Linked DNA regions of Mus musculus: region 2 is linked to region 1. The links are chromatin loops, found by intact Hi-C in ENCODE. Cell type or tissue: heart. All regions are shown on one strand. Each heading gives the region's core, and the rest is flanking DNA. Links, peaks and the distances in the headings are about the cores only.

Evidence for each region. A loop is a pair of places that touch in the nucleus more often than their neighbours do. Peaks named below come from ENCODE experiments on the same cell type or tissue, not always from the same donor. Only the 100,000 strongest peaks of a DNase experiment are listed, where the experiment ranks them.
Region 2: it touches region 1 in a loop (5-fold over the local background); 2 of 42 quality-filtered maps call a loop at or near these places.

What each region holds. Positions count from the first base shown.
Region 1 is chr1:92,007,473-92,023,824 of GRCm38, reverse strand. Hdac4 (histone deacetylase 4) reads left to right here. Exons shown (of 27, transcript NM_207225.2): 5 at 11,006-11,156. It overlaps LOC108167659 (a long non-coding RNA gene), which reads left to right and starts at 11,163. Exons shown (of 2, transcript XR_001779208.2): 1 at 11,163-16,352. In heart, for the core only: CTCF peaks have their summits at 5,848 and 7,296; no DNase peak of the experiment used is centred there.
Region 2 is chr1:92,351,864-92,368,215 of GRCm38, reverse strand. No RefSeq gene overlaps it. Among named protein-coding and RNA genes, the nearest start is that of Gm35992, 20 kb to the left of the region's middle. In heart, for the core only: a CTCF peak has its summit at 7,704 (motif pointing right); a DNase peak (open chromatin) is centred at 9,152.

The DNA of each region.
Region 1 (16,352 bases), core at 3,453-11,452:
TTCATTTTTTACTGCTAATGTACAGATGAGCCCTGGATTTCATTCTTACGTGTTATCTAGAATAACTGGATAGAATTTTCTGATACTGATTTTTGAGGGGGGTCGTTACTTGTGTTATCTGCAAACAAAAATAGTTTCCTTTTATTCTTCTTTTGAATTAACTGAAATTTTCTCAGCTCTTTTAACATCTGTGAGGCCCTACTGACACTGTGGGACAGTCCCTGCTTTGAGCTCTAGACAGGTGCCTGTGCAGAGTCCTGACTTAGATCCTACTGTTATCTTCCTGTCTGAAGGAGCAGCAGCATCAGAGTGCTCTTTCCCATGCCCTAGCCTCCAAGATCTTTATAGTCTAAGCAGTAGAGAATACTGTTCGGGTAGTCGACTCCAGAGGAAAGGAACTTGGTTGTGTGGCTGTGGAGAGCAAGGTGATGGTAGTTACTTTACTCAGTACTGTGACCTGAGGAACAGCAAGTTTAGGGAGAATGGGTTAAGTTTACTCACAGTTGAAAAAGGTTTACAGTCTGTGCTCAGTAGGGTGTGGAGGTATGAGGTGACTGGTCATTTCTGGATCCCTTAGGACCAGAGAGAGAGAAATTTTGATATTTACCACTTTTTTTTCCCTTTTTTAATTGGGGCCCCAACCCAGGGAATTGGTGTCACTTCATTCAGGGCAGGCCTCCCATTTGTTAAGGGAGTTTCTGGAAACACCCTCACAGATGCATCCAGGGTTGTTTCCTAGTGCTTCTAGATCTTACCAAGTTGACAGTGAAGATTAATCTTTACACTGCTTGTTCCAAGTAGTCCAGGGCATGTTGCTTGAAGCCCTATTCATGATGGGGAAGGACCCTGGGAAGTCATGCCCTTGGTTACCTGGTCAGTCTTCTTAAGCACTAAGAAGTTATGCAGACCAGCCCTGCACCTGGGGCTCTCTGTAACAAGTTCACCTTACACTCAAGAGCATTGATGGCACTCTAGTGCCATCCTGACAATGCCTCATTTGTTCCAGGAGCTCCTGGCTCCTGAGCATTAGGCTTTGTGCTTCCCAATTCTGCTTTTTCCTCTGGGCTGTGGTATCTGCAGACAAAAATAGCTTTCTGTATATTTACAAGTTAACAGTAGAAGTTGATAATCTTCACAGAACCCTGACTATGGTAAGACACAGGTAACTAACACTGGCTACTCTTTGCTGACTCTGGCTGTCAGTTGTATGGCTCTCCCAGGTTCACTGACACCTTCTGTGTATCAGTATGTTGATGGCTAGGCCCTGCTGGCACCTAAAGGTACCATGGCCAGGAGAGTGCAGTGCTGAGCTACAGTTTGAAAATCAAAAGTTGGAGTCCGGCTGTTGATAGATGGGATGAAGCTTAGAAGAGCTATATACTCGAGGAGGTGTACAGCCTTTCTAAGAGTACACACACACACACACACACAAATACACACAAATGCAAGCTGCTATGCTGCTTTGGGTCTCTGCCCTTAGACTGCTCCTGTTGTCTTCTTCCTGACCACCTCTGTTATTCTAGACACCCGTACCTTAATGATGCTGTTGCTCTGGCCCACGGGACATCTCCCATTCCAGCCCTGGCACAGGCTCCACTGTTGGCACTCACCTTCCTTTCCTAGACCTTCCCGATGGACGGTGCACCTGCTTGTCTTTTTAACACTTGAGTGTATGGGCTCACTGCTGAGTGTGTCTAGAAGGATGAATTGTTTCCAGGGTGCTGTAATGAGGTTGCCTTTGGATTTGAGCCAGTTGGTCCAGTAGAGATAGAAGTGGTTTCTCATTGAGAGCCCTGGGACATTTTAATCCCAAATGCTCCATTACAAACCATGGACAAATACCACACGTCCTGCCAGTCAGCAGGTCCATGCTCAGACTCTGTTTGTATGTTTCAGCTAAAGAGCATAATGGATGCTGCCCTGTGCTTATCTCAGAAAACCACATGAGATTCTGCCTTAAAGGCTCTCTGAACATCTTTAAATAAAGCCACATACTGAGCATTGGTCGCTTTAAGCAAATACATGTCTAAGTCCATCAGGACAGACAGGATTTACCACAGCAGACTGGTTATGTCCTACCTCTTCCTTCTCAAATTCTGCCGAGACTTGGATTTTACTCTGTCTTCAAGAATGTGCTTGATTTACCCTCATTTTATCTCCAGTGTTATCTTTTTTTAAATCACATGAGGGTAGGCGACAAGAGAGCTGTTGGGCCACATCTGGGTAGACTAATAGGCCTTGTACAATGTGGAAGGCTTGAGAACAGGCCAGCTGTGCTCCAGGACAAGCTGCTGTAGGAGCTGGTATAGTCTGCACCATCACAGCCACTCATGATCTTGAGCATGATCCACCTGTAGCTAAACTATGTGTGCAATGTTGGAAGAGAAGAAGGATCCATGCATTTGCTTAGCTTGGCTTGAGTCTCACAGTGGTAGTGGGGGTGGGGGGAAGTGGGTTCATGCCCATAGGGCTTACACTGCTAATGCCCGTGCTGGCTGGCCTCTTCCTGGGAGCTCCCATCAACAGGGTGGCAACTCTCATTCTCTTCCTCTAGTTCTTGAGGCTAACATGTTAAATATGACATTTATCCAAACTGGGTCTGTCTGGTCCATATCAAAGAGAACTAGCAGAGGTGACAGTGGCCCCTCTCAAGCTACTCTTTTTTGACTTTGGCCCTCAGGTATGTGACTATCACAGGTTCACTGACAGCTTTCTGGCCCTGCTGGTATCCAAAGGGTGAGGATGAAGTCTAAAGGTATCACGGCCAGAAGTATTCTGTGGCTGCAAGATCAGTGCATACATTCACTCTGGGAAGCATGCAGGTAGCCTTCCCCCTACATGGGAGGGATATGTAATGTCATTTTGTTGATGAATTGTCTTGTAGTACTAGAACCCACTAAAAAGCTGGCTCTGGAAGTGGGGTTCCCTTTCCCCATTTCAGACCCAAGCATGTTTTAGTCTCAGAGTATCCCTTGTTTGGGGATAAGCTGACCCTCCCACCCCCAGTTCTGTGACAGGGAACATAAAATATTGTGTTGGGAACAGCCAGGAAGTAATAAACCTTTTGCAGAGGAGGCTACTGTTGTTTGTCTCCTGATATAAAAGTGCCTGCAGTGGGAACAGGAAACTGGAAGTTCAGCCATTGAGAAAGTGCAACCAGGAACTCCCACTAGCTCAACCACCCCAGTTGGTTTCTGCTAGCAGGATTTGATGATACTGTCTGTTGCTGTTTGTTCTTTTATTGGACACCTCGCCCGACGGGAAGGGACACTTTGCTCCCCCTGAGATGTTCTAAGTTGGAATCTCAAGCTGACTGTTTTGGTGGGGCTTTCCCAGTGCCTTAAGCCTGCTGGTTACAAGCCTCCAGTCTGATGTCACATTTCTTCTGCTCCCTGACTTGGGCCACTCTAGACTTCTCTGCTGGTGTTATACATGTAGTTAGTGTTTTACAGTCTGTCTCTCCGCTGTTTCTAGCTATCTGCTACATCCTGTAAAATAAAAATAAATTATATTAAATAAATTATATTTATTAAACTCACTCATTCAAAATGATAAGTATAGCTATTGTAGAACATTCTCCAGACCATACAGATCAGGCTGTTGGATGTTATAGTCTGTCCCTAAGTGTCAAAATGGATCAGGAACCAGCTTTCTTTGAAAAAAATGGCTATGTTTAGATGAGTATACAAATCCCTTATATGAGTTTGTTTTTTGAGGCCCAGTAATGTGAGGAAGTTGACCCAGGATCTGTGGGTGGTTGGGGTCTGGTTTTATGTCTAGATTTTCTGTTTGCTGAGCTAGATGCCCTGGTGAGCAACTGTAGGTAATTTACTTATTCGTAATTTCATATTTGACATTACTTTCTATAATTTATTTTTATTTTACATTCATTGTTGTTTTGCCTGTATGTGTGTCTGTACGAGGGTGTCAGAAACCCTGGAACTGGAGTTACAGACAGTTGTGAGCTACCATGTGGATGCTGGGAATTGAGCTGGTATCCTCTGGAAGAGCAACCAGTGCTCTTAACTGCGAGCCATCTCTCCAGCTCCTTGGTATTATTTCTAGTCAGAAAAACACCCTTGACTTATTGAATATTGTCAACTTGACAGGACCTAGAATCACCTAGGAAGCAAACATCTGACATGTGTTGGCATTCTAGATTGGGTTAATTGATGTGGGAAGATCCACCCTAAATATGAACAATACTGTTCCATAGGCTGGAGTCCTGGACTGAATGAAAAAGAGAAAGTAATCTGAGTCTTGAGTGCCAGCATTCATCTCTCTCTGCTTCCTGACTGGTCCTCACCATGATAGCCTGTGTATTCACCAGCTGTCCTAGTTAGGGTGAAACACCATGATCAAAGCAACTTGGGGAGGAAAGGATGTGCTTCCACATCATTGTTCATCATCAAAGGAAGTCAGGATAGGAACTCAAGCAAGGCAGGATCCTGGAGGCAGGAGCTGATGCAGACGCCATGGAAGGGTGCTGCTTACTGGCTTGCTACCATGGTTTGCTCAGCCTGCTTTCTTATAAAATCCAGGCCTATCAACCCTGGGATGGCACCACCCACAATGGGCTGGGCCATCTCCTATCATCATTAATTAAGAAAGTGTCCTATAGGCTTGTCTGCAACTCAGCTCTTATGAAGGCAGTTTCTCAATTGAGATTCCCTCCTCTCAAATGACTTTACCTTTTGTCAAGTTGACAAAGAACTATCCAGTACACCAATTCTGATTCCAAGTACACACTTATTTAAGAGGCTGTTGTCCAATATTTTGTCACAATAATGGAAAAATAACTAACATACATCTTTGAGAAAAAAAACCTGTGTGGGGACCATCTATCATGTAAAGTCTATATGCCTCTTAAATCAGCTGGGCACATGTGGCTGTAGGACACACACACCATGCAGGCTCTCACACAGTACCTGACATTCCTGCCCTAGGAATATTAGGGTCAAAAGTAGCCCCCTGATCCACAGAACAGTTTTCCTACGTTGCTTCAGCTTGAGTTCTGTTGAGGGTGTGACAGAAAGGTTGGTGTTTGAGCAGTGCCGTGAGCAGCATTAAGATGTTAGTACCATGTGTCATGAGACTTGAGCTTGACTGTAACCTCTTCTGATTGGCTGGTCAGTAGTCAGTAGGGATAATGGGAGCTTCCTAGAGACCCAGAAGGTTCTCTGCCCTGCTGGAGCAGTGGGTGAACACTTTCCTCAGCATTTAAGGCCTGTTAGCAAAGAAGGCTTTTATCTTTGTTCACTTTTAAAAAGTCTGATTGGGTTTACACGAAAAAAAATGTCTATTAAATTGAATGTCTAGTAAATTTAAAAGTTGGGGTCAATTAAACTAAGTTTGAGTTAAGTATGTGGCTCAAAACTGAGCATTGGCTTAAAAGTGAACCTGGTTTAAGTTCCAGTTAGAATAGTGGCCTTGCTGTTACTGTATTTGTTTTTGTTTTGTTAGAAAATTTTGTCTGTGTGTCTTATTTTTCTGTGACTATGATAAAGCACCATGGCCAAGGCAGTTTATAGAAGAGTTCCTATATTTCTTTTCTTTTAAAACAGAATTTCCTGTTCCTACTGCAGGCACTTTTATACCAAGAGGCACACAACAGTAGCCTCCTCTGCAAAAGGTTTATCTTCTGGTTATTCTCAACACAATATTTTGTGCTCTCTGTCACAGAATTGGGGGACTCATGGTTTCAAAGGGTGAGCCCACGACCATCATGGCAGGGAGCATGGGAACAGGCAGGAGGCCTGGCACCCGCACAGTAGCTGCATGGGCACATCCTGAGAATGATGTGTGCTTTTGAAACCTCAAAGCCTGCCCCTAGTGGTACACTTCCTAACCCTTCCCAAACAGTTCCACCAACTGGGGACCAAGTATTCCAGTATGTGAGCCTATGCCAGCATATTCTCATTGGAGCCACCACACTGTGGTTATCTTATTCTAAACTGTCCTGTGGTGATATGGATTGCATCTGCCGAAGATCTCTTCTCGGCATTCTCCCTCTACCTTGGCAGAGTCTTGGATATGGTAGTGAGTTACTACGTGCAGATAGCTGACTTTACCCAGTGTAAAGTCAGCTCTTCCAGAAGGCTTGTTATTATGGTCTGAATTCTACACTCAGTGGTGTCTTCTCACTGGACAGTACAGGCCCAGCCCTTGTGGAACCAAGGAGGGAGATTCTTGTGACAGATACCGTGTGTGGTCAAAGAAAGGAAAGAAGCAAAGCTCCGAGTGCCTGGGTCATAAACGGTCACTGACAGTGTTCTGTGGTAATGGGCTGAGGAACACAGATCTGGTTAGTTCTTTCTGCCCTAGCAACATGACCTCAAGATGTCGTGACACACACAGGACCAGCAGCATTGTTCTGGGGTGTCTTTGGGAATCTGGCCATTATTTGCAATCTGTATCTCTTTAAATTTCAGGTTTGCATGTCTTTTTGACTATAACAGGATACTCGCTTTACTTCTAGTTACTAAGGGAAAATACAGAGAGACTCTTCATCAATGACCTACTCCATGCTCCTGAGTTGGGTGTCTCTGAGCAGAGCTAGTTGTTTAGGGCTGTTTCTTGGAATGGATGATTATAAAATGATTGCACTATTATTTTTAAAAATGTCACCATGTTTGCTTTCCAAAGGTGATTAAAGCAGGTAAAAAGTTAACCTGATGCCAGTTGCCTAGTGACCCATTGAGGGTGCATTACCTGTGGACACCACCACCATACCTTTAAGAACTCTCTGACTGACCCTACTTATTCACAGATGTTATTCTAGCAGCCCTAGAGTCCATGAATATGTGGACTATACAATGGGGCTTTCCTAGAATGGCTGGGAGTAGTCTCTTGGAATGAAGCTTAGTACAAAGTGTTATAACCTGATTTTCCCATAAAGGATAGAAAAATGTTACTGTTCTGAAGTTATTATAAGAACTGGAGCTGGGTTCAGTGGCTCAGTGCCATTGGCTGAGAGGAGCTTAGATCCTGACTTATGTTAGATTTATCTATATATTGACTGCTATCAACAAGGGTGGCCAAGTGAGGATGCAATTTTGAGACTTGGGTTTGGTCCCTTGTCCCATCCATCCAGCTAGGTTGTAACTTGCTGATAACTTCCTCTGACTTTCAGCTGTCCTCCGTGAGACACTGTCCTCTTTAGGGGATGTCTTTCAGAAACAGACTCAAGATAAAACTGTGGAAGTACACATGCCAACCTCATATCAAACTTTCAGAGTGTTTTCACACTCCTTGTCATTTCGTCTTCATTGTGGGGCAATACTGCTGCCCCGTGGAAGCATGGGGAAGGCAGCAAGCAAAGTGTGTGGTGCTTCTGTGAGGATAGACCAAGCCAGGCAGCTGGCCTGCCCATCTTCCCTTCCTGCTGTGTCACCTCATACTCTGCTGAAGCATGCTGCCAGCTCAGGGCAGAGATCCACTTTAGAGGCCATTTTAGTGGCTGTTTGAAATATAAACCAGAGAGCCAGGAGTCTCTGCTGGCCTTCTCTGACCGCCCCCTGCACCCACTGTTGCTAGACACAGTGTTAAGCTTTCTGCAAGTGGCCTTTCTGTGGGGAAGGTAGCCATTGTAGGGTCTGGGCAGGCCTGGGCAGTCTTTCAGTGTTCTCTCAGTCTCTTTCTCTAAGCTGTTATGGGGAATTCCTGTACCCTCTCCAGTTAATCTGCCATACACCCGGCTGCAAATGACCTTTGCCCCATGAATCTTCTTAGTAACTGATTTTCTCAGGAGAGCTCTGGAAAGTTTACATAAACAGGGACATAAAGTTTACATAAACAGACAGTGCCACCTGCTCAGTCTGCCCAGTAAATCTTTGTTGCACACAACCACAGTTGTGACTGGACAGCTCTGAGAAGTCTTGAGGCTCTAACCTCTTCTGGCTTACTTCTATAGCATTAGGGAAGCTAGACTAGGAAGGCTCACTCGGCAGGTTGTGGAGGTATAGCATAGGTGAGAACAGAGCTATAACCTCTGTCCTAGGGGCTGGGGCTAGGTTAGGTCAGCCCCAGGGTGTCTGTGTAGGTATGGTAGCCTGAGAATTTGCCTGGGTCTTCCAGGATAGCCCCACAGGACAGGGACCAGCACCTCTTTTATTATGCCCATGGTATGAATAAGTTGGTGGCCCTGTTTATTTTGCTCATGCTTATGTTTTATTGAAAGTAATCTGAGTGGCTCAATGCCTGGGCCACACAGGTTTGACTGTTGGGGTGGAAACAATTATACAATTGCTGTCACTTTTCCATCACATTCTTGATATGATGTGACTTGAATTTCCCATGCTGAGTAAGTGGCATATTGTGATTCTGATTGGAACAAACTCAGAGCAGTTTACAGTCCCACCCCCTCAGTCTACCCAGTGCTGTAGTTGACTGTGGAAGCTGGTGATAGACAGTCTTGGGAAGAAATCCAACCAGGGAGCTGTAAGGCCTGTGGTTAGAGGGGAGTACAAGAAGGCCTTCTGTGTGCAGCTTGGGCACTTCTAGAAGCATGAACCTTGCAATGTGTGTGTCAGGATTAGCTGTGGCTGCACTAACCTCCTGGCAGCACTATATGTAGTTCATGAAGGTTGGCTTAAGCTCCTCTTTTGAGTGCTCATCCAGCATCAGAGAGATTGGACATATCTCTGGGTACATCTATTTGTCTTCCATAAAGTCTTGCTGGAGATGACATGAGGCAGCATATGAAGTGCACACACTCCATGTGTGAAGTGGAACCATCTTCACACGTGTTTACTGAAACCACATTTGTGTACATTCATATGCGCACATGCTTGGACCTCACAGCTAGTTCATATATTCAAGCATATGCTGAAGGATTAGCTGTTTTCCCATGTGGGCATCATCGAAACTGCTTAGGAGCCAGTCCACCTAAGGTAAAAACTTTATTAGGCTGCCTCTTTGCTTTAGTTTCCTCTTTTAAACTGTTCTTTCTTAGTCAGGGATCTCTAAAGGAACAGAGCTGATATGGTGGAGATAAATATTTTACACACACACACACACACACACACACACTAAAGGAGGTTTAGTAGACTGGCTTACAGGCTTTGGTCTGGTAGTCTCATGAGGGAGAGGCTAAGAATACAGTAATTGCTCAATCTCTGAGGATAGATGTCTCAGTAAGCCCAGTCTGGCACAGAAGTCCTGATCTTCAATCTGTGTTGGAATCCCAAAGAAGTAAGCTATAAATACCAGCCAAGGAATGAATGTATCAGTAACAAGGCAGATGAATTTGCCATTGAGAGTGAAGGCAAGCAAACAAAAGCAAACTTTTCCTTCTTCTATCTCCTTTATATGTGCTGCCACCCTAAGGTGTGGCCCAGATTTAGGGTGGCTCTTTCTACTTCAAATAATCTGATTAAGAAATCCCTCACAAATCTAGGCATGTTGGTACACACCTTTAACCCTGCACTCAGCAGGAAGAGGGATCTCTGCGTTTTAGGCCAGCCAGGCCTATACACCCTGTCTCAAAAAAAAGAAGAAAAAGAGAAAAGAAAATGCCTCACAGGGGGGCCCAGCAGCCTGGGGTTTCAGTAGCTTCCAGTTATAGTCAGTTGGTAATCAAGGTAGCAATTTAGCATCACAAGTTCCTTCTAAGGCTGTAGGATTCAGGTCTAAGTGAAAAGCATGCCAAAGGTCCCAAGCCTCTGTTGGTTTCCTGTCATGGCTGTATTCTGTGCTGTGACCTACACAGTCTTGGGTAGCTGGACGTTCAGTTCTAGACTGTCTCCATACTTAATCATTGATCACTCACTCTGAGTGAGGACACGCTGTGCCATATTTTTTTCCATAGAAAGTTCTACAGGCCACCTGGTTGCCAATTCCTTGATCACTGCTCCTTGCCACTCTTCATTCTATGAGGGAGCAACATCAAAAAGTACCCATGCTCAAAGGATAGCCATCTGCTAGTTTAGTGAAGGTTGGAAACAGCTCTTGGATCAGAGGAAGAGGAGCCAATGGCCTTGCTGAAGTGAGAGGCCCCTCGAGGTTACATGCTCGAGCTGGAGGCAAGCTTCTTGTTTACCAGAACAGTGCAGTGACAGGGATATGACCAGTAGGGTAAGCACTTTTCCCATTCGTTTGACTATCTCTAAGAATCCTTACTTTCTTTGTGCCTCAGCCTCTGTATGGGCAGCTCATTACATTCTTAAGAATTTATGACAATGTTCATATGCATCATAAGTCCTGCAGTCCTTCTTCTTTATCTTCTGTATCTGTTTCTTACAAGGACTTTATACTTTCATGCCGTTAGATGTGCCATATTTTGAAACATAAGCTATAATGTCTACATAAAGATACATAGACTTTAGGTGTGCTGTAACATGTATTTCCATGGCTGTGGGTGGGTGGTACATGTCATGGAGTGTCTCCAACATTCCTCCCCTGACCCCTCTGTTTCCTCACCAGTCTCTTTGTCATGTTTCAGTGGTTTTATTCTGCTCTAGAACTTACCCGATGCCCTGTTGAATTTGCTTGTTTGTGACTCAACCCTGTGCTTTTTGCCCATTGGTACTAATTCTGCTTTGAGGTGGGCAGCATTCTTCCAGGTGAATGTGCATCTGAGGCACACATAGTGTCTCTCTATTCACTCTGAGAATCTTGGGCTTGACTCTGGACCTGCCTTGTATGTTGCAAGCACACTCTTAATGTGAACTCTGGTGGAGGAATCCCTGAGGTCTTCCATGTCTAAGGAAATGCCTAGCAGCTGAACTAGCTGGCTTCACCATTTCTGTTCTGTGGGGCACACTCAAAGAGCATTCACAGCCTGCAAAGTCACCTACTCTTCCTGAGTGCTCTGCAGAGATCCAAGACTATTTTATGAATCTTGTCCTTAAAGGGGCAGAGGAGCTTTAGGCCTTGGCACCATGTCTTCCTCTGTAGCACCTTAGATGAATGGGCAGGTAGACAGGTAGCACCCCGGGAACGGTGGGCTGGTTCCTGGGTGTCCGTGGGTCTCCAGGCTCTGACCTCTGTCCTCCTCTGCCTGCAGCAGCAGCAGGAGATGCTGGCCATGAAGCACCAGCAGGAGCTGCTGGAGCACCAGCGGAAACTGGAGCGGCACCGGCAAGAGCAGGAGCTGGAGAAGCAGCACCGTGAGCAGAAGCTGCAGCAGCTCAAGAACAAGGAGAAGGGCAAAGAGAGTGAGTGCTGGTGGGCAGGCACAGTGAGCACTCAGGGCTGGCCCCACTGCCTCTGGTGCCTGTGCTGCTTCCCAGGCAGCTCTGGAGGGGCTTGTCACCCCACACAGGAGTCATCAGTGTCTTCAGGGTGATTGTTTCAGGTCACTTTAATTGGGCCTGGAGACCAACCAGTGGCACTGTTTCTGACCATCCAGGTGTCAAGAAAGACTCAGTATCAGCCTGAGTGCAGGAGCATTCTGGGGCTCCCACGTTGAATCAGCCATCTTTAGACTGTTTGGCAGTACTTTTCAGTGATGCACAGAAGAGTAAAGCCGTAAAGCACATCACCTTCCGACTCTGAGGACATTGCTGTGTCCCACACACACCCCTTTGGAAAGGTTTCCTGAGTACCCTCAAAGTAGGTATTGGCCAATAGGTGGACATGCAGCTGAGGGCACAGTCTGTGTGTTGCCAGTCCTGCTTTGAGGCCCATTCCTTCATTGAAGTGGCTGACCTCCCTAAGAAGAGCCCAATTTAACCCTAGCAAAGAGGCCACAGGTAGCACATTATTACTGAAATCTACCATGCACATTGTATTAGTTACTTTCCTGTTGCTGTGACAGAAATACTATGACCAAAAGCAACTGAAGGAAAAGTGAATTCATTTGGTTTATAGTTCCACAAGGGCTGGGTCTATTATGGTAGAGAAGACAACAGAAGCAGGAAGCAGGCTGATCACGTTTCATATGAGAGAGAGAGAGAGAGAGAGAGAGACCCCATGACATACTTCCTCTAGCAAGGCTGCGCCTCCTAAAGGTTCCTAACTTTGATTTATATCACGCCAACTGGGACTTATTCGAGTACAGGAGCCTAGGGGGGACATTTCTCAATCAAACCATCACATGGACAGACCCCCCAAATCTTTTATCTGCAAACACTGAAAATGGCTAGCCATTTTAACAAATTATTGTAGCAAATTTTTGTATGAATTTTAATCTCCATCTGTACTACAGAACACGATGCGTATGCTTAAAACATTCTTGTAAAGTCTGTTATTTGACGTTGTTTGAAAATCGTTTTGGCATGTGATATACAAAGATGCAGACAGATAGGTCTATGACAACAAAGAATGAAAGGGAAGCTGGCACCTAGGGACCAGCTAGCAAAGAGTCCAAGCAGTTGGACGACAGGGCCTCAGAGCCTCCATGGCCTTACCCTTCCCAGGGCTGCGGCTGCCAGTTCTCTCAGTCCCAGCTCTGTAGTGGAAGGGGATCTCTCTAGCATCTAGTTCCCTGACTGCCATTAAGGTGCGATGTGAGTCTATGACTAGCCTGGCAGAGCTCCCCTTCCAGAGAGTGTTCAGTCAGGCCTTTGCCTGTGCTTCAGGTAAGAGCTCCTTTGGTCTTGGTGTAAAGCTGCTCCTTGTGTGTTATGGAACAGTCCTTGTTGTGAGTTGTGTGCATGATCAGCCCTTTTCTCCCTTCGAGGGTTGACCTTTTGATCATAATGCTGTTTGTTAGTCTCTCAGTTTTCTCCGTGTACTTTTGGGTTGTGTTTTTAAAAATACACATTTCTCCCAAACCATTTTGCCCTTGAGTAGTTTCCTACTTGTGTGGATGTCCATTCTGCTGGAAGTGGTGTATGTATTGCATAGTTTAGAGTGTGCATCTGACCCCTCAGATCTCTTGAGAACCAGTGTCTGCACCCATGTGCTTCCATGCTCCCTGTTGGTGACGTCAGCCTTTGCTGTCATTGCTTCAGTTACCACAAACTAGAAGTGAGCTTGGGCCCAGAAGTGCTAGTCTTCCCTATTCTTGGGACTTTGTGTTTTCATTGAAAGTCTTAAAATTGATCCAGACATGTCCTGAGTTCACCTGATACTTAGACTGACTCTGTGTATCTAGTTGGTGAGATGTGATATTTTACAGCCTTGATTATTCCTAACACCTCACTATTCTTTGGGCCTTTCTAATTTTTTCTTACCAAAATGTTAGAGTTGTTTGCTCAGGAGACTTGCATGTATTTTACCAGGCATATTTCAAGCCATCTGATTGGTTAACACTATTGTGCATAGCTTGGTTTTGCAATTTTGAAAAAGCAATTAGCAACCTGCTGACTCTACTCTGTGCCCAGCAACCATGTGAAACTCATGTTCTAATTACCAGCAAGGTGGGTCAGGTTTTCAGCCTATAGAGGCACATCCTCCATAAACACTGGCAGGTTGTTTCCTCCTTCCCGACCAGAATGCCCTCATATCTTTCCCATCTTTACCTGACTGACCTAACTAGGATTCCACTAGAATGATGAGTTAAAATGGCAGTCTTGACTCCCTTCTGCTGTTGGAGGCAGGCTCATTTTTCCAGAAGGCCTTACTCACTGGCCTGTTTATCAAGTTACCCTCCTTTGCTAGTGCTGTGAGTTTGAGTATGCATAGATATTGATTTTCCTCAGATATTTCAGCATCTTTGGGAGGTGGTCATAGGATTATTGTTTATCTGACATATTTAATGAATGTGGCAAATAGATCTATTAGGATAGAAATTTTATCTGACATTTATAAATAGCCCTCCTCACCTTGATCATAAAGCATTATCTTTTTCTATGTGTTGCTTGTATTTTGTATGTCTGCAACTCTATTTGTGAGAATTTGTCTTAGTTAGGGTTTCTGTTGCTGCAATGGAACACCATGCATGACCAAAAAGCAAGTTGGAGAGGAAAGGATTTATTTAGCTTACACTTACATATTGCAGTTCGCTATTGAAGGAAGTCAGGATAGGAACTCAAAACAGGACAGGATCCTTGAGGCAGAAGCTGATGCAGAGGCCATGGACAGGCGCTGTTTACTGGCTTGCTTCCCATGACTTGCTCAGCCTGCTCTCTTACAGAACCAAGACTACCAACCCAGAGATGGCACCACCCACAATGGCCTCTCACCTTACAGCTGGATCTCATAGAGGCGTTTCCTCACCTGAAGACTCCTTCCTTTCTAATGATTCTAGCTGTGTCAAGTTGATAAACAAAACAAGCAATACAGATATTGGCCAGCATTTTCCTTCTTGTAATGCCTTGCCAAGTTTGGTGTTTCAGCAGTGTTGGCCTGAGGCTGAGCTCTCTTTGGTCTGTATGAACTGTGGTGCTTTCCCATTTCACATCCTCAGTGTTGGATGTTAGCACCTTCTCTGTTGATGGGTGTTTGATTTCTTTAAATTTCTTCTTTAGTCTCTCCAGAGCACGATTCTCAACTCTCCTAATGCTCCTACTTTTCAATACAGTTCCTCATGGTGTTGTGACCCCCAACAATAAAATTATTCTTGTTGCTACTTCATAGCTGTACTTTTGCTACTGCTATGAATCATAAATATCCGTGTCTTCTGATGGTCTTAGGTGACCCCGTGAAAAGGTTGTTCAGCCCGCAAATGGGTCACTACTCAAAGGTTAAGAACTGCTGCTCCAGAGACTTACCAGTTTTGTCAGTCTGTTTAGAATTCTTGCTTTTAGCTTTATGGACAGTCTCTTCAGTGTTTTTCTACTTTGTTCATTTCTATTAACTGTATTCTCCCCTTGTCTTCTGTTTTCTTTGGGTTTCTGACTCCTTCTCATTCTGTGAGTTACACATCTCTTAATCATTGGTTCCAGCCTTCTCTTCTGACATCTGAATGTAAAACTATAATTTTTTTCTCTAAGGACAACATTATCTATATTCAGTAAGTTTTGACACATAGTCAAACTTTGTCTTTTAATCAATTTTTTTCATATTGATAAGTTTGTCCTTATGAGTGTCACCGTTCTTTACAAACCCCAATTATCGACCTCTTGTCTTTCCGTTTTCTTGCTCTAGACTTTAATGATGCCTTTTCCTCTCCTGCCAGCTTGGTAACTTGTTCTGCTCCTCTCCTGATCACAGCTGTGGTTAGCACGGCCTGCTTGACTCCATCACATCTACTCAGGTTCACAGAGCGAGCATTCTCTGATTCAGTTAGGACTCGCAATCTCCTTTTCAGGTGCGACTCTTATCCACGAGATTGAGGTTTCATCTGTTGCGATTTTCCTTCTATTTCTTTCACGGAATCTAGTGATGATGAATTTTTGTCTTTTAATTGTTGAAGGTTAATTTTACTGAGTGTAGATTTATTAGGTTAATATTTATTTTCTCTTGGTGCTCTAAAGATCTTATTTTCTTCAAAAATTACCATCATTCCTATTGTTCCTTTTTGAGAGATAATCTCTTATCTGGCTACTATTAAGAGTCTCTCTTCTGATATTTTCTAGTTCCATCCATTTGCCGGCAAAACTCAGGATGTCCTCGTTCTTAATAACTCAGTAGTACTCCATGTGTAAATGAACCACATTTTCTGTATCCATTCTTCTATCATGGGACATCTGGGTTGTTTCCAGCTTCTGACTATCATAAATAAGGCCGCTGTGAACATAGTGGAACATGTGCCCCTGTGGCATGGTGGGGCATCTTTTGGGTATATTCTCAAGAGTGGTATTGCTGGGTCTTCAGATAGATCTATTTTCAATTTTCTGAGGAACCTTCAGATTGATTTCCAGAGTCATTGTACCAGTTTGCAGTCCCACCAGCAATGGATGAGTGTTCCTCTTTCTCTGCATCCTCTCCAACATGTGTTGTCACCTGAGGTTTTGATCTTAGCCATTCTGATTGGTATAAGATGGAATCTCAGGGTCATTTTGATTTGCATTTCTCTGATCACTATGGACTTGAACATTTCTTAAGGTGCTTTTCAGCCATTCAAGATTCCTCTGTTGTGAATTTTTGGTTTAGTTCTATACCCCATTTTTTGATTGGGTAGTTTGGGTTTTTTGGTGGTTAGCTTCTTGAGTTCTTTTATATTTTGGATATTAGTCCTCTATCAGATGTGGGGTTAGTGAAGATTTCTTTTCCCAATCTGTAGGTTGCTGACTTGTCTTACTAAACCCTTTGCCTTACAGCTTTCCAGTTTCAGGAGGTTCCATTTATCAATCCCTGATCTTCAAGTGTGCACAATTAGAGTTCTGTTTAGGAAATTTCCCCCTGTGCCAATGAGTTCAAGGCTCTTTCCCACTTTCTTTTCTATTAGATTCATTGTATCTGGTTTTATGTTGAGGTCTTGATCTACTTGGACTTGAGCTTTGTGCAAGGTGACAAATATAGGTCTATTTTCATTTTTCTACATACATACAGCCAGTTAAACCAGCACCATTTATTGAAGATGC
Region 2 (16,352 bases), core at 3,920-11,919, 340 kb before region 1:
ATCCACCTATTCATTCATCCCTCTGATACCTACTCATTAAACACCCATCATCCATCTATCCTCTTTCTCATCCATCCATGCATCCATCTATCATTCAACCATCCATCTATCCAACTACCAACCTACCTATCTACTCATTGACTTATGACATTCAGCATCTATCCTCTCATCTACTTATCCAACCCTCTATCTACCATTTTGGCCTTTACTCATCTAAGCACCATCCATCCACCTTTCAATTCATCTTCTCACACATCCATCCATCCCAAACCTATGCATCCTTCCATACATTCACTCATCTAAGTATTCATGTATTCATTCACCTATCTTCCAACTTATCTACTTCACTACAGTCTATTCGAAGCACTAATAATCCATCCATTTGCCCACCCACACATTCACCTATCTATACATGCTTTTATTCATCCACTCATCCAACCATCCATCTATCCATCCATCAACCCTCCATTCACCAATCATTTGCCAATCCCTTACTATTGTTTGGTTTGAATACAATGACATTGACTGCCAGGAGCCCCCATTCTACTGCAGTGTAGTACCTGTGTAGTGTACCACATGCACCAATTGAAGTTCAGAGTTCTATGGGATGAGAAAAGTCCTTTGGTCTGAGGAAATAGCAGTAATCCAAGGGGGCTTCTTCCTCTTGGGAACTGAGACCTAACAGGAGACCCGTGGATATTCATGAATAGAAGGACATATGCCAATAAAAAGCTGAGCTAGGGAAGACCAAAGGGATTCACGAACCAGGGTTGGAAGGTGATTTGTTTCTGACCCAAGAGGCATGTCCTAGCCCATATAAGACCAATAGTCCTTTGGTTGATGTAATGGTTTGTATATGCTTGGCCTAGGGAGTGGCACTATTAGGAGCCGTGGCCTTGTTGGAGTAGATTTGTCATTGTAGGTGTGGGCTTTAAGACCCTCATCCTAGCTGCCTGGAAATGAGTATTACACTAGCAGCCTTAAGATGAAGATGTAGAACTCTCAGCTCCTCCTGCACCATGCTTGCCTGGATGCTGTCATGTTCCCTCCTTGATGATAATGGACTGAACCTCTGAACCTTTAAGCCAGCCCCAATTAAATGTTGTCCTTATAAGAGTTGCCTTGGTCATGGTGTCTCTTCACAGCAGTAAAATCCTAACACAACTGGCTTGGGCTGACTTCTAGAGGTACGGTCTCCTCTCATACTGTAAGTAATGAAAAAAATGGCTCAAACAAAATATTTGGACTTGGAACTCTAGTTTATGATTTCTCTGACACTAACATTCTCATCTATGAAATGGGGTTAGCCACTCTTATTTAGGGGAAGTTGCCAGGAACCTGTAAGATGATTCAAGTCAAATGTTGAGCTCAGCACCTGAGCTGTTTGGCTCATTTCTAGCAAGGATTGACTATGCATGAGTGTGGGTACACAGTGAGTTATGCCTGTATCGACATAGTGGCAGGAGATGGAGAAGGGACAATAGAGGACACCATGGACAGTGATGAGTAATTAGACTGGGAAGCTGGAGAAGATACCTTGAGGCCGAGAAAGAGCTGGTGGGCTGATGGTCCAGGGAGGAACTGCTCTCCAGAGTGCAGGGCAGCACTGTGGTAGTCCCCGACAAGCACTGGATCTCTGTCTATCCCCACTGCCTACTTGGCCTGGCACAAACCTCTGTTATCAGCCACACATCCCTTGAGGCATCTTAAGTGAGGAAAAGGAGTAATGCATGTTGTATTGAGTGGGGATGAGGTCACCATGATGGATGGCTACTTCAACATAGGCTCAGCAGGCTCTGTGAGCTGGAGGACAGGGCAGACGGCTCCCCTGGGACCTTCTCACAGAGCTCTGCATCAGCCATGACATGCGCAAGGTGATGGACCCCTGGAGCAGATCGTTAGGTCTGCAAAGTGCAGCCCACATTGATGCTGCAGATATGGGACAGATGGAGAGGTGAAGAGTCGGGGGTGGGGTGGGTGGGGACTTTGTGTCCCTCCCAGCTGGAACATGCACCACACAAAGGATGAGCCAAGGCATGCTCTGGCATCCTGAAGCCTTTGAACCGCAAGGCCAGGCACTGGAACACAGGACACATCCTCCCTGAAGTAAGTGTCTGGGACGATGGTCCAGAGAAAGACGACTTTCCAGAACTCTCAGAAAGTGCTTGGCTGGCACACTTGCTCCTGCCTGTGTCAGGCTATAATATGTCATTATCGGGTGCACACCCAGGAAACATTCCTAAGAACTGAGGCAGAGGCATTGGAAACCTCCAGAAAGGAGGGGACAAAGTAGTTTAGCCTTCCCCTTCCTGGGTGTCATTGTCATGACAATGAGCTACCAAACTCAAACTTGAATAATAATGTTAGACCCTCTCCTGGGCTACCAGGTGTCTGATGTGTACCAGGAGCAAACTCCATGGGTTTCTCCCCATGAAGTAGTAGGCAGCTGGTCTTAACTTGACTTCCAGATCCAATCACCTGTGCTGTGTCAGGATATCTGGCTGACACCTGCTCTATTATATGAGCTTCTCTGTGGAGTACAGATTCATTGCTTCTCAGCAAACTAGGCAGGTGCTGTACTCACCCATCCAGGCTTGAGGGTGTGCAGGCTTAGAGGACTTGCTGAGTGTCCTGGCTAAGAGATACTGTGCTGCCCAGGGTTCTAGCCAAAACACTGCCATCTTGCTGCTCCTGAACCTGTCCTCAGCCCGGTGACCTGACTTTGAATAAGAAGGGATGAAGATGTATCCAGAACGGCTAATGTCTTTCCACCTTTGTCTCCATCTTCTGCTCTGTGGTCAGAGTGCAGAACTCGGCTGTTAGAACTTGGAGGTGACACTGGCTGGGTCTTTATTGCTTTTGTTTGCCCCAGAGAAAGTCCCCCACCTTTAGAAACACTTCATCCCTGAGCTGCTCAGAGCAAGGGGTCTCCTGCCAGCATTACTCCAAGAAGTTGGAGGCTGGGGTTCTAGTATGGTGGACCCATGAAGCTGGTAGGCAGAGGCTCTTCCTGTAGCCATGCAAGCCTCTTCAGGCTGGGGGCAGAATCAGCCTTCATAAGAACAGAGTGGCTCCTACTCACCCCAGATCTGCTCCTTCCTCGAGGAGCCCAGTGGCTCTTGCAGTCCAGATATTTCTCAGCTGGTGATGGCCTCTCTGTGGCATCGAGTTTGTCCTTGTTTATATGAACTCATTACTAAGCTATATAAGTCATCTGTGATGAACTTAATAATAAAAGAAATTATCAGTAGACCAAGGCTCCCACCAACATGAAACAGGGAAAACACAGTAAAGCAAAATAGGTGCCTGGTGAGGGGTGTGGCAAGAGGTGCTTGGCTGGGCTCTGTGTGGTGGTTCATCCACACCCCACTGTAGGCCTCCAACTCCACCAGCATCACAGTGAGGAGAGGATCCTGGATGCACATCTGCAGGTGGTATCATCCTCAGGGTCAGAGGTCATGACTGGGTATGTCACTCGTGTTCTGTGAGTTACCTGAGTGTGACTGAGAGTAGGGCTCGTTCCACTCAGAGGCCTGGCTCCCCTACTCTTTATCTCTTTTCTTGCGGTTGTCTGACTGATGTGGAGTCATTAACCCCTCTTTCTCGAGTCCCCAGATTGCTCAGCCCTTGCATTATCAATCTCCCGCAGAGACTCTACTTGAGAGTATGGCCGCACTCTCGCCACAAAGACACCACTTCACAGCCGCATGGATATAACACAGAGCCTCCTTTCCTGGCAGTCAGGGAGGCAAACTGTGGTATGTTTGAAAGCAAGGGAAACTCTGAGTATCCATCTACACCTAGCCAGCTTCACCATCCACTTTTAGCTTTTGCCTTAGCTGACATTAAACATCACAACTACTTTTAGGGGAGGAGGAGATGGCTGAGTCAGCAAAGCGATGACATCATAAACATGAAGCCCCGAGTTCAGCCTCCAGCACCTATGTAAAAGCTGAGCACCGTGATTCGGACCTGTACTGGGGTGGAGGAACCTGTAATCCCAGCACTAGGGCTATGGGAGACAGGAGGGTCCCCAGGACTCACTGCCTAGTCTATCTAACTGAATCCAAGAGCTCCTGTCTCAGGTGGAGGCTGTCTCAGAGACAAGATGGACAGCAATGGTGGAAGACACCTGGCATGGATCTCTGCACACTTCCCACACACTCACTCCTCCACCGCCCCGACAATCACACTCACACATACATATACCACCACCACCCTTCCCCACAGATCACGTGACTTGAAGACTCTGGCAGTAAAGTCCTGACTGCATAGGCTTGAGGAAGGTTTACAAATGTGGGTATCAAACGAACAAGCACACATGACTACACCCTTGCAGAGAGCATGCTTTCTAGCTACTCTAGGCTGCTAGGAATGGCCCGGAGCTATTGACAGTCATTTCTTCAAGTATTTTACAACAAATTCTCAAACATTCAGAAACCTTGGGTACAATGGGTAAATAGTACCCCAGCATCCCAATTCTTCATGTCTTACTCTCTCTTGTCTCATTACCCATGAGCCCTTGAACCCATATCTACTGCTTTTCACTGATCCATCTTTTACGTTATGCCTTGTTATGTTATTCACAGTCACCAATACCTTTCTTCCCAAATGCCATCAGTGATTCTTACCAACTGAAGTTCAGCAACAGTCAATTGTGGGGGTTCATGTATGCTCTGCATTCGGTGGGGTGGCTTAATTTCTTCCCCACTAAGCACTGTAATCAGAAGCCTGCTGGTCTCCTTGGGAGGCAGGCTTCAGTGTCTCCCTGTCACCTGTCACCTGTCACCATCTGCTGTACAGTGGCATCTTCCCTTTTCTGCTGGCTTCCAGGTGAGTCCCTCTCCTGCCTTTCTAGCCTCTGAGATGTGAAGTCCGGCTGCTGAAGTGGTCATTTTCCTTTGTTAACCCGGTGCTCACAGCTGTAACTCTTCCTCTGAGAGCAGCATTTGCTGATTTGCCAAGTATGCGCTTCAGTAAGCCCACAGATCCACGTACTCGCTAATGCCAAGCCTATAAAGAGTCAGATCACATCCCTAACCCAGAACTTCTCTCAGGCCCCATCTCAGTCAAGCCTCGCCTCTGACACTCCTCTGATAGGATCCCTTATAGTTTGTCTCTTGCTCTCAAGCTTCTTGTTAACATGCGACAATCACACAGTCTTAGACGGAATGAGCTGAACTGAGTTCCAGTGTATGGTACACCACTGATATTTATCTGTCCTCCACTGATGGTATATGGATATACCACGGGATATTCACCTGTCCTCCACTGATGGTATATGGATATACCACAGGATATTCACCTGTCCTCCACTGATGGTATATGGATATACCACAGGGAGTTCATCTGTCATCCACTGAAAATATAGATATATCACAGAGTGTCCATGTGTCTGTCCTCCATTGATGGGGTAAATGGGCTTGTACGGTATTTGGATTTTTTGGATATGGCTTCTAGAACATTCTTGTTCAGTTTTCTTGGTAGAACTCTAGAGTACGAATAAATAAACATGGGATTTTTTATGAAAATCAATTCATTTGTTAAGGGGCTTCACTTGACTGTGGTATGTGTGTGTGTGTGTGTGTGTGCGCGTGTGCACGCGTGCGTGTGCAGATGCACACTCATGTGAGTGTGTAGTCACAGGTCAACTTTGAATGCTGTTTCCTAAGAGCCATCCATCTTATTTTAAAAGACCATCTCTCACTCAGATCTGGATATGGTGTCTGACCAGTGAGTTCAGAGGAACCCCTATCTCTACGCTGGGATTGCAAGCATGCACCATCATACCCAGCTTTCCCACTGCGTTTAGGGATTGAACTCAAGTCCTCCTGTTTATGTGGTAAGCCCTTTATGAATAGAGTTACCTGCCATCCCAGGATAATAGTTTTTCATAATAGCTGCTACATTGATAATCTCTTTTAAGACTGTTAATTGGAAATTATTTTCTCTCTCTGTTGGTTTCTTGCCTGCTTCCTAGTTCCTGGGTTTCAGATAGAAGTTGCTGTGGCAATTATCTTAAAGACCATGTATTCCATGATTATTTACACCCCTTTCCCCACAGGAGACTCAGCTCTTGGGCAGTGGACAAGATGAGGAAGATGCTGTCCCTGCTTCAGGGCCCCTCATCAGTGGGAGCACACATAGGATGCACACATACAGAGATCAGACTGCCAAACTGGGTACTGAAGCCCTGTGCCTCAGGCAGTATCTTATCTTAAATCCACCTTTAGGGGACAGATGGTTTTTTGTTTCGGGAAATAACTTTAATGGGCCTTTTGCTGATGCGAAGGGAAAGCAAATATTATATTCTGCAACAGAAAGCTCTAGTCAGCGAGGCGCTAAATTGCTCCGCATAACGAGGTAAGCGCTGTCTCCCTGGGGTGGAACTGCATCTTTGTTGATTATGTTTTCTTCAGGAAATTCTCCTAAATATGGATTTAATCTGAGCTGTTCCTGGAGATGGCTGTTTGTTCTTAGAAGATGTGGGCTGAATACACTCAAGTGTGTGAGTGGATAGCATGCAAAGCCAACTGTGTGTGTGTGAGAGTGTGTGTCTGTGTGTGTGTGTCTGTCTCTGTGTGTATTAGTCTCTCTCTGTGTGTCTCTCTCTCTCTGAGTGTGTGTGCATGTGTGTGTGTGTGCATGTGTGTGTGTGTGCAGTAATACGAGTGTGCAGACAGTGTGGTGATACATGTGTGTGTAAGAATGCGTACTTGTACATATATCTGCATGTATGACAGTGTCAGTGTATGCCTGCCTTTTTGTTGGGCTTGGCATGGCTACTGAATAGCCTCAGGTGTAGGACCTGGGTCTCCTACCTCCCCTATGCTTCTGGTGGCTCTTCTGTCAAGTGAGGCGGCTGAGCTTCCCATCGCTGGGAGAGAACAGAGCAGAATATATAGAGCTGGTTTCCCACATGACCCAGGTGACCCTCAGGATGGCTGAGAGTATGGCCACCAGGGTAATGGTGTGGTCAGGTGAGCCCCTCAGGACTCACAGTACACTTAGCAGTTGCTGGTCCTCTCAGCTCTCCCAGCTGCAGGCAGGGCCTTCTTGTGGCTTGCGGTGATGTGACCTTGGCCATTGTGAATGTACAGAACCTGAGTGGACACTGGGTGGGGCCTAGTAGGGCTGAAGACAGATCCCAAGCCCAGGGAAACAGAGGCTCTTTCCCCCTGCAGAAAAGCCCCACCTCATTCACCATCCAACTTACACTTGTCGACCATTCCTGAATGCTCTCAAGGGCTGGGCAAGGGAATCGGGGTAGGGCACATACTCCCTGCTCAAAGACAGCCGCCCACAGATGGGCTGAGAACAGTCCCTGAGACGGCACGGGAAGGGCATCCGCCAATGTGAAACGGTGTTGATAGTGAGCTGCCCCTGGTCTCCAAATGTCCTGCCAGACCTGGAGAGGGGTGCAAGCATTGGCCTGGAGAGAAGGTTGCTAGGAAACCCTCACCTGGAAAGCCAAGTCTCCATCTCCTGCCATTTTGCTAGAAGTAGCTGAAGTGGAGTTGGGGGTACTTGCATGATCTTGACATGCAAATTTTGGAACGTGAAGATGGACCATTCTCTGGAATCAAACTATAGCACCCTCTAGGAACTATGGAGGCTTTGAAGGTCAGCTTCTGATTGCTGAACAGGATCATGGGGTGAGAGGACGGTCAGGAACCGCTTGGTGGGCAGATGCAGTTCCCAGATAAGACCACAAGGCGGCGCACCAAATCCAATGTGGTTAAGGAGAGCGTGCCATGAATTCCAAGAGTGGAAACATGGGAACTTCCACACCCACGCCATTTCCACTATGGACATCAGGGAGCTGCAGGAATGGCTTCAGGACTTCAATGGTATCCCATGGTCCTCGTGGAATACAAAAAAAAAAAAAAAGTTGTTGCTTGGATATACCTCATCAAAGAGACATACTACAGATGGTCATGGAGGGCACCTTCAGGGCCCCAAGGCTCCCGCTGAGACCATCCTATTGTTGCTGCCCAGTGGGAATCCATGCAGCAAGCCAATGCTAGGAGACTACAGCATGCTGACTACCATGGCTCTCTGACTTCACTGGGGCCACCCTACAGGCTGCATGCTCTCCGTGGTGGTGACCATGGACTTTGGTGTCTTCCTACACTACCCTGTTGAGTAGGGAGGGCTTGCAGGGCCTTGAGAATTCTCTCCTGTTCCAGCTGCTTACACGTAGACTGATCTGGAAAATGGAGCTATCCATGCCTGGCTTGGGATTCCACATTCTCTGCAGTGTCCTTACGGGCATGTATTATTTATTGGAAGAGGTAGCTGCCTCGGGAGTAATTCTCCTTTGTAATTCTCTGGCAGAAGGGGCAGATTTGCCAGCTGCAGGCTTGGCTTGTCAGGGTCTCCTAAGGCTGTAAACCCCTGGCATGTAACAGCCACTCTCTGCATGCCTGCCACATCTCAAAGTTGGTGTGGGGTGGGGGGCGGTAGGGAGGGAGACACCTGACTTGGGCAGATAACAGAAACAGCCCAACTCAAGGACAGGAAGTAGCCCTAACCAGTTGAAGGCAGATGACCACACCCTAACCCAGGCTGGTAACCTCACCCAGATGAATACAGAGAAACATATTCAGAGTCCATGCACACAACCCTGTCCTGATATAAGCAGGTGATCCCTGCCCAATACAGAAAGAAGACCTCACCCAGATGCAGGCAGATGTCTCTGTCTAGGACCCAGGCGGTGGTCAGTCACTCAGTCCAGTCCCTACCTGGGCAACTGTGGGACCAGAGACTGCAGTCAGGATATATTCATGTGACTGGGAGCTGTAGGATGGACCATAGCCCACTGTCCAGCACCCCACTTCTAGCTTCCTACCCCTCATTGCCTTACTATTTAGCTTTAGTCTATCTGGATATGCTGAGGGACCCACAAAGGCACCTTTGCAAGAAGGCCGCCTACCCTCTCAGGATCCCCTGATTTCATCCTTTAGCCATGCCCAGGCTGTCTGATTTTGTAGACATCAAGAGCCTTGGCCAAGTGGTGACAGTCCCTTGGAGGCATTCTGCTTTCTTATCTGCACTCATGCCGCAACAAGTGGGGACAGAGGAAAGATGTCAGGGACCCCAGAGTTCACAGTACATCAGTTCATGGACCTCCTGACACCTCTCCTCTTGTCCCCACCTGTCCTACCTCTCTTGGCAGTGAGAGATAAGCCTGGGGTGCCCACGGATCTTGGCAGGAGGGATGACAGAAGTGCCAAGATCCAGAAAACAGAGTGGTGCAGCTGGAGAGGTTCCCTGGATGGTTAGGAAAGATTTCCTAACCTCAGCAGAGGCTGCCGCAGCCTCCCACGTCTGTCTCTGCCCACAGCATGCGCAGAAGGGAAAGAGTTAGGACCGTTGACAGGGCACAGACTTCAGAACACTCTTCCAGGTGAGTGGGAAGACATTAATAAGGTGAACCTCACAAGGGTTCCCGGTCCCTACAGGCAAACACCTGCAGGTTGCCCACCTGGATCCTCGGAGGACACCCTGTCTAAGCTCAGTTCTTGGATCCTTGGGGTTGCAGCTTCAGCTGCCTCAGGCTTACCCCAGGCTCAGAAGAATGGCTTAGGGTGATTCAAGAGGAACCAGGCTACAGGTCGGAGTATGATCCCATCCCCCACCACACACCTGCAGCCTTTTTAGACTCCAATCAGAAGCAACTGGTGAGGAGAGAGGTAGATACAAGACCCAGACCCAGGAAAGAAGCAACCAAGAGTGGAGAGAACCTAAACCGGTAGCCAAGTGCCAACCGGGGTGGGGTTCAGCAGCCATAGCAAGTCAAATGAGTTGTGGGTCGCTTGCATACTACAGATGGAACCCCACAAGAGTTCCTTGATGAGAATCTGTGTGCTGGTGCATGTACACACACACACACACACACACACACACACACACATTGGTTAGATCCCAGGGTGCCCCGGTCAGGAGACACTGAAAGAGGTCAGAGGCCTTGCTTGCACCAAAGACCTGGGATCAGAGGCTTGGAGTAGCCATGGTTCTGACTGGCAACAGAAGATGGGGAACAGCTAATGGTTCTTCTCTGCCATGATGTTTAGGGTGTAATCAGGGGCCATCCTGTGTCCTTGTCACTTTCAGCTCTCTGACATCTCGATGTACCCCGAGAGCAATTTCTACAGTTATTGGAAGGAACAGGAAGTATATGACAAGGTGGGAGTCCTGCCTCTGTGGGTGGGGAGTTCTGGAAGGATGCATTATACTGAGCTACAGAGCCCACCACCTGCACTCAAAGAGCTGTCTGCTGCTACCATGAAGGAGAGAGGCTGAGTGAGTCTACATCTCTACATTTCTATATGGAGGTTCAGAAGCCCTGTGTGTACCTGTGGCTCCAGAGGCTCCTACTACTGAGCGTGGGTGATTCCCTCACCCCAGGGAAGTGGCATAGAGACTCGGATGTGGACAGGTACTATGGGTGGCTTCCTGTGCAGTGGGTCTGCTGGCAGTTCCTTAAGAGTCAAGTGACTCTCTTCGAGTCCCAGATTGGACAGGGTTTCAGACTGCTGAAAAAGACCTGGTTGATTGGTGTGTCCCCAAACAGGTGAAGTTGGGTTCACTCAGACTCTCTCCTGGACTCCAGCTTTAAAGACAAGAAGCAGTGTGGTCCTCCTCATTCAACATTTGACCCCCCAGACCTGCCCATCGGGCCTTCTGGCGAGGGTGACCTCACAGGGACAGCTGGTGGGCATGCTTTTGTTCATTTCTCCTCAGCCGCCCAGGGAGCACACACCACAGCGACACTGTGGCAGTCTGGATTTTCCCCAGTCCAAGCTCACTGTGTCCTCAGGACCCCCATGAAGTGGTCACTCAGTCTCAGCTCACAAGGATAGGACTGGCTTCCCGGCTCTCAGCTTTCCAGCTCTTCTCTGGTCTGTGGAACTTCACCCAGGTCATCCATGTGCCCTGCCCAGGCAGGTCAGGGCCAGGGGCACATTGATCCAGATGGGCCCCTTTATGCCACACATGACTTCACCTTCCTAGGTTCTGGGATACATTCATTTCTTCACGTTTTCAAATTTCTAGCTAGTTCCCAAACTTGTTCATGTAATCATGGGACTTTTTTTTCCCTGAACACTCCTCAGGAGTACGTCTTTGACTATGTGTGTCTTAACATCTTGGTAAGGCACCTGAGAGCTGGAAAGAACCCTGCGTGGTCCTGGCCCTAGCGTTTATGGCTGTGACTCACCTGGCTGAGCTTTCCCTAACTCATTGTTCACCCATGTGGAAAACAGCATACGTCACCCAGAAACCCTAGGGGTAACTCAAGTCCTGACCTCTCAGCTTCCTAACCCTTGGGGGTCACACACCTTAGGCAGCTCAGGTGAACATTCACCTGAGACCCGGATCATGTGGAGGTCCAATGGCTTCATAGAGCCAGCAAGAGGAGCCCAATAGAACTTGTGTGTGCACAGGACTTTCTACAGATAAGACCAGCACTGCTGTGAGCACTCAGGGGACACAGGAACATAGCTATGTGTGTGTGTCCTTCCCCTGGAGAGAACACAGTCCAGAAAATAGGACCCTGGACCCTGAATGTGACCATGAATGTTGGGGTATTCTTGAATTGTTGGATTGTCTTTCCAGCAGCAGGGCAGCCTGTGGCATCTACAAAAATAAAAGAAAATCAGCTTGGAATCCATCTCTTGGCAGTTCAGGCAGTCAGCTTTGATTGAAAACACATCCTCAGATTTGCAGAGAATACCGCTGAAGAAGCCTGGGATGGCCTGGGGCAAGACAGAGCAGCTCCCAGCTGCATGCCCAAGTTCTCCTGGTAAGGACATTATTAAATTCATCTGAAGGTCAAATAAGATCCACAAATCAAAAACAACATTAGCAAGTAAAAACAGGGCCATGAGATTCAATCAGGACATGTTTGCTGGGGGATAGGCATCTGCTGAGCCTCACCTGACTGAGGGGCTGCCGGACCAGCTCACGGATTGGTACAGGGGATATTTGCAAGCAAGAACAAGGACAGCGGCAAGGGTCAGCTTCTTACTTATGACTCTGAGGCTTCAAAGAAAACCAGTGAGTACAGCCTGGTATACCAGAACCCCCCTACCCCATGCTTTAAGACCCTTGACAGGCAGGGTGCCTTCTATCTTTGTGACCATGTGACCAAGAGGATTGCTCCTCAAAGGAGCCTATTCAAAAATTCCAACTCTGTAGGACCACATGACAGTAAGGGCATGGAGCATCGGGGCTCCCCAGTGCAGATCCCTGTGGGGAAATGATTTGAGGCACATTTGCATTGTCTCTTGTGTGGTACCCAGTCCCTCATGGCCATGGTTTTATGGTCATCTTACTTCCAAGGTAAATGTTTTTGTTCTAAAGGACTTTCCCCACTTTCCAAATGCTCCCTCAATTGTACACACAGACACACCCATACACACACACACACACACACACACACAGAGAGATACACAGACATACACACATAGACAGATGACACACACACACACACACACTCACACTCACACTCACAAATGCATCTCAGGGCAGCATCCAGACTCAGCCACCAATTCTAGTGCCAGCTTTGTGACACAGCTTCTTATGAAAAGATGGTTTGGTCTGCAGGCACCACCGTTGTCCTCCAATAATACAGCAAGAGCAATGGATTCAAGGAGGTGCTTCTCTGCCCTATAGAACTTTCAGGGTTCAAGGTTGGCATGACTGGGCCTTGGCCCTCAGTCCAAGGACCGGAAGCATTGGTCTGCTGCTGGCTTCATGGGCCTTGATCCTACAGACAGAACCCAGATGAGGCATCTCAGTGAGTGGTTGCTTGGGGTGACACCTTGTAAGTGTGAGAAAGAAACACAAAGGCTAGAGCAAGTGAATACTGTACAGACTGAGCTTAGCAACCCAGCGAGTCCACAGTGGCCCTGGATCCCTCTGTGACTGAGCCACCTGCTCGTTGGATTGTGGCTGGATGGGCACAGGGGTCCTCTATCCTCTTTACAGACAGTTCTAGTATAGGCTCCCCCAGAACTCAGAGAAACAGCTGTGAGCAAAGCATTCCAAGCCACTGCCTGAGGGCAGATTTTCTTCCAGGAAGAGAGGCAGATGGCAAAGGAAGAGAATGGTCATGTTGGATGATAAAGAGAGCTATAGAGATGCTAACACAAAGAATGGAGGCTGGGAAGACTTGATAGGAGCTTAGTGTTTGACTAGCCCTCAGGGACAAGGCAGAGGCAGTTGGAAGAGTGGGACGGGGGTCTTGAGAGGCCCAGCAATGGAGGAGCTACAGGGGCTCCTGGGAATGGCTGCCCCTAGAAGTACCTAGCCTGTGTAAAGCCCCAGCCTGAGGGCTCTGTATTGGTAAGACAGCTCTGCCCAGAGTTCTTGAGGTGCAACATTCATCTGCTGATGGAGGGTTTGGCTTATTTGAACTTTTTTTGTTTGTTGTGCTGTGACATGCAGGTTTCTTTCTGTCTATGCAGTATAACGCATCTATCACTGTGTAATTCTGTTCCCAATAATTTCATGTTAGGTGGGCCAGATAGATCAGACACAGCCTTTAGTCACCTCTGGTTAGTCTCTGTCCCTTTGTCAAGGGACCTCTGCAGTCCTCTTGTGGGTACTGGGGTAGGGTATGAATGACAATATGTAAGCTAGGTCAATTGCACTACTAGGATTCATGCCAACAAAAGAACCCAGCCAGATGAATGGCAACCCCAACTGCATAGCAAAGGTGGAAGAGCTTGAATGTCCCACAATAATAAGAGAGTTTGGTCACGTGCTGTATAGTATTAAATTTTATTTTAAGACTCAGACAATGAGGGCATGTTCGTGGCATATTAGTACATAGTAACTAGCATGATTTACAGCCCCAGACACATACATACAAGTGCACATACACCCAATGTGGTCCAAATATGCAGATGATATCACTGCTTTGCTGGTGCCCTGCTTTCATTTCTATTGCTGTGTAAAGTACTCTGACCAAAAACCACTTAGGAGATAAATGGTCTATCTGAGCTTACAATTCCAAGTTATAGTCCATTATAACAGGGAAGTCAAAATTGCAGGAACATTAAACAGCTGGTCACATCACATTTATAGTTGGGAGCAGAGAGGAATGAATGCTTGTTTAGTGCTTGTCTTAGTCAGGGTTTCTATTCCTGCACAAACATCATGACCAAGAAGCAAGTTGGGGAGGAAAGGGTTTATTCGGCTTACACTTCCATACTGCTGTTCATCACCAAGGAAGTCAGGACTGGAACTCAAGCAGGTCAGGGAGCAGGAGCTGATGCAGAGGCCATGGAGGGATGTTCTTTACTGGCTTGCCTCACCTGGCTTGCTCAGCCTGCTTTCTTATAGAACCAAGACTACCAGCCCTGAGATGGTCCCACCCACAAGGGGCCTTTCTCCCTTGATCACTAATTGAGAAAATGCCTTACAGTTGGATCTCATGGAGGCATTTCCTCAACTGAAGCTCCTTTCTCTGTGATAACCCCAGCTGTGTCAAGTTGACACAAAACTAGCCAGTACAAGTGACCCCTTGTCAACTTGACACACAAACACATCACTAGTAAGCCTCAACCCTTACAATCTTATTCATCCCCATTCTAAATAACTTTAAAAGTCCCACAGTCTTTACATATTCTTAAAATTTCAATCTCTTTAAAATATCCATCTCTTTTAAAATTCAAAGTCTTTTTACAATTAAAAGTCTCTTAACTGTGGGCTCCACTAAAACAGTTTCTTCCTTCAAGAGGGAAAATATCAGGGCACAGTCACAATCAAAAGCAAAAGTCAATCTCCAACCGTCCAATGTCTGGGATCCAACTCACGATCTTCTGGGCTCCTCCAAGGGCTTGGGTCACTTCTCCAGCCAGGCCCTTTGTAGCACACGAGTCATCCTCTAGGCTCCAGATGCCTGTACTCCACTGCTGCTGCTGCTCTTGGTGGTCATCTCATGGTACTGGCATCTCTAAAACACTGCATGACCCCTTCAGTCCTGGGCCTTCAATTGCAACTGAGGCTGCACCTTTACCAATGGCCTTCCATGGCCTCTCACAGTGCCAAGCCTCAGCTGCTTTGCGTGACCCCTTCATGCCTTCAAAACCAGTACCACCTGGGTGACCCTTACATATTACCAAGTCCCACTGCAGCAGGAGTACAACCTTGGCCATCTCTGGAACACAGCCTCTTTGTGCTTTCAGAAAACACTTCCAGAAGATGTCACCTCAATGATGCTGGTCTCTTCTTAATCACCGCTAATTTCTTAGCTCCAGCTAACCAGCATCAATAGTCCCAGTAATGCAAAGGTTTTGCTTTAGTAGTTCTGGTATCTTGTTAATCACAACTGATTCTTCAGTCCCAGCTAACCAGAACCACAGAATAATCAAACTCCAAAATAGCAATGTCCCTGAAAAGAGTCTTTAATTTTCCCTCTGAAACTTCACAAGCCAGGCCTCCATCTTCTGCACTGTTCTCAACATTATCTTCCAAGCTCCTACACAACATCCGACAGAGCTCTTAACAACGAATGGATCTTCAAGCCCAAAGTTCCAAAGTCCTTCCACAGTCCTCCCCAAAACATGGTCAGGTTGTCACAGGAATACCCCACTCCTGGTACCAATTTGTCTTAGTCAGGGTTTCTATTCCTGCACAAACATCATGACCAAGAAGCAAGTTGGGGAGGAAAGGGTTTATTCGGCTTACACTTCCATACTGCTGTTCATCACCAAGGAAGTCAGGACTGGAACTCAAGCAGGTCAGGGAGCAGGAGCTGATGCAGAGGCCATGGAGGGATGTTCTTTACTGGCTTGCCTCACCTGGCTTGCTCAGCCTGCTTTCTTATAGAACCAAGACTACCAGCCCTGAGATGGTCCCACCCACAAGGGGCCTTTCTCCCTTGATCACTAATTGAGAAAATGCCTTACAGTTGGATCTCATGGAGGCATTTCCTCAACTGAAGCTCCTTTCTCTGTGATAACCCCAGCTGTGTCAAGTTGACACAAAACTAGCCAGTACAGTGCTTATCTCACTTTCCCCACTTTTTGAGTTCAGGACCTAGGGAATGGTGCCACCCACAGCAGACTTGGTTTTCTCATATCAATTAACACAATCAAGACAACCCCCCACAGAAGTACTCACAGGCCAACCTGATCTAGACAGTCTCTCAGTGAGATTCTCTTCCCAGGTGATTTTCATGTCAATTTGACAATTAAAATTAACCATCACAGCTGTCTTTTGTTTCTTCAGAATATTTTTTTTTGATTCCCACATCACATTCCTCTGGGTTGACAGAAATGTGAGCTTGGCCACTTAACCTTAATTATTCCTGAGACTTGTCTCCAATAGCTCTCTCACCT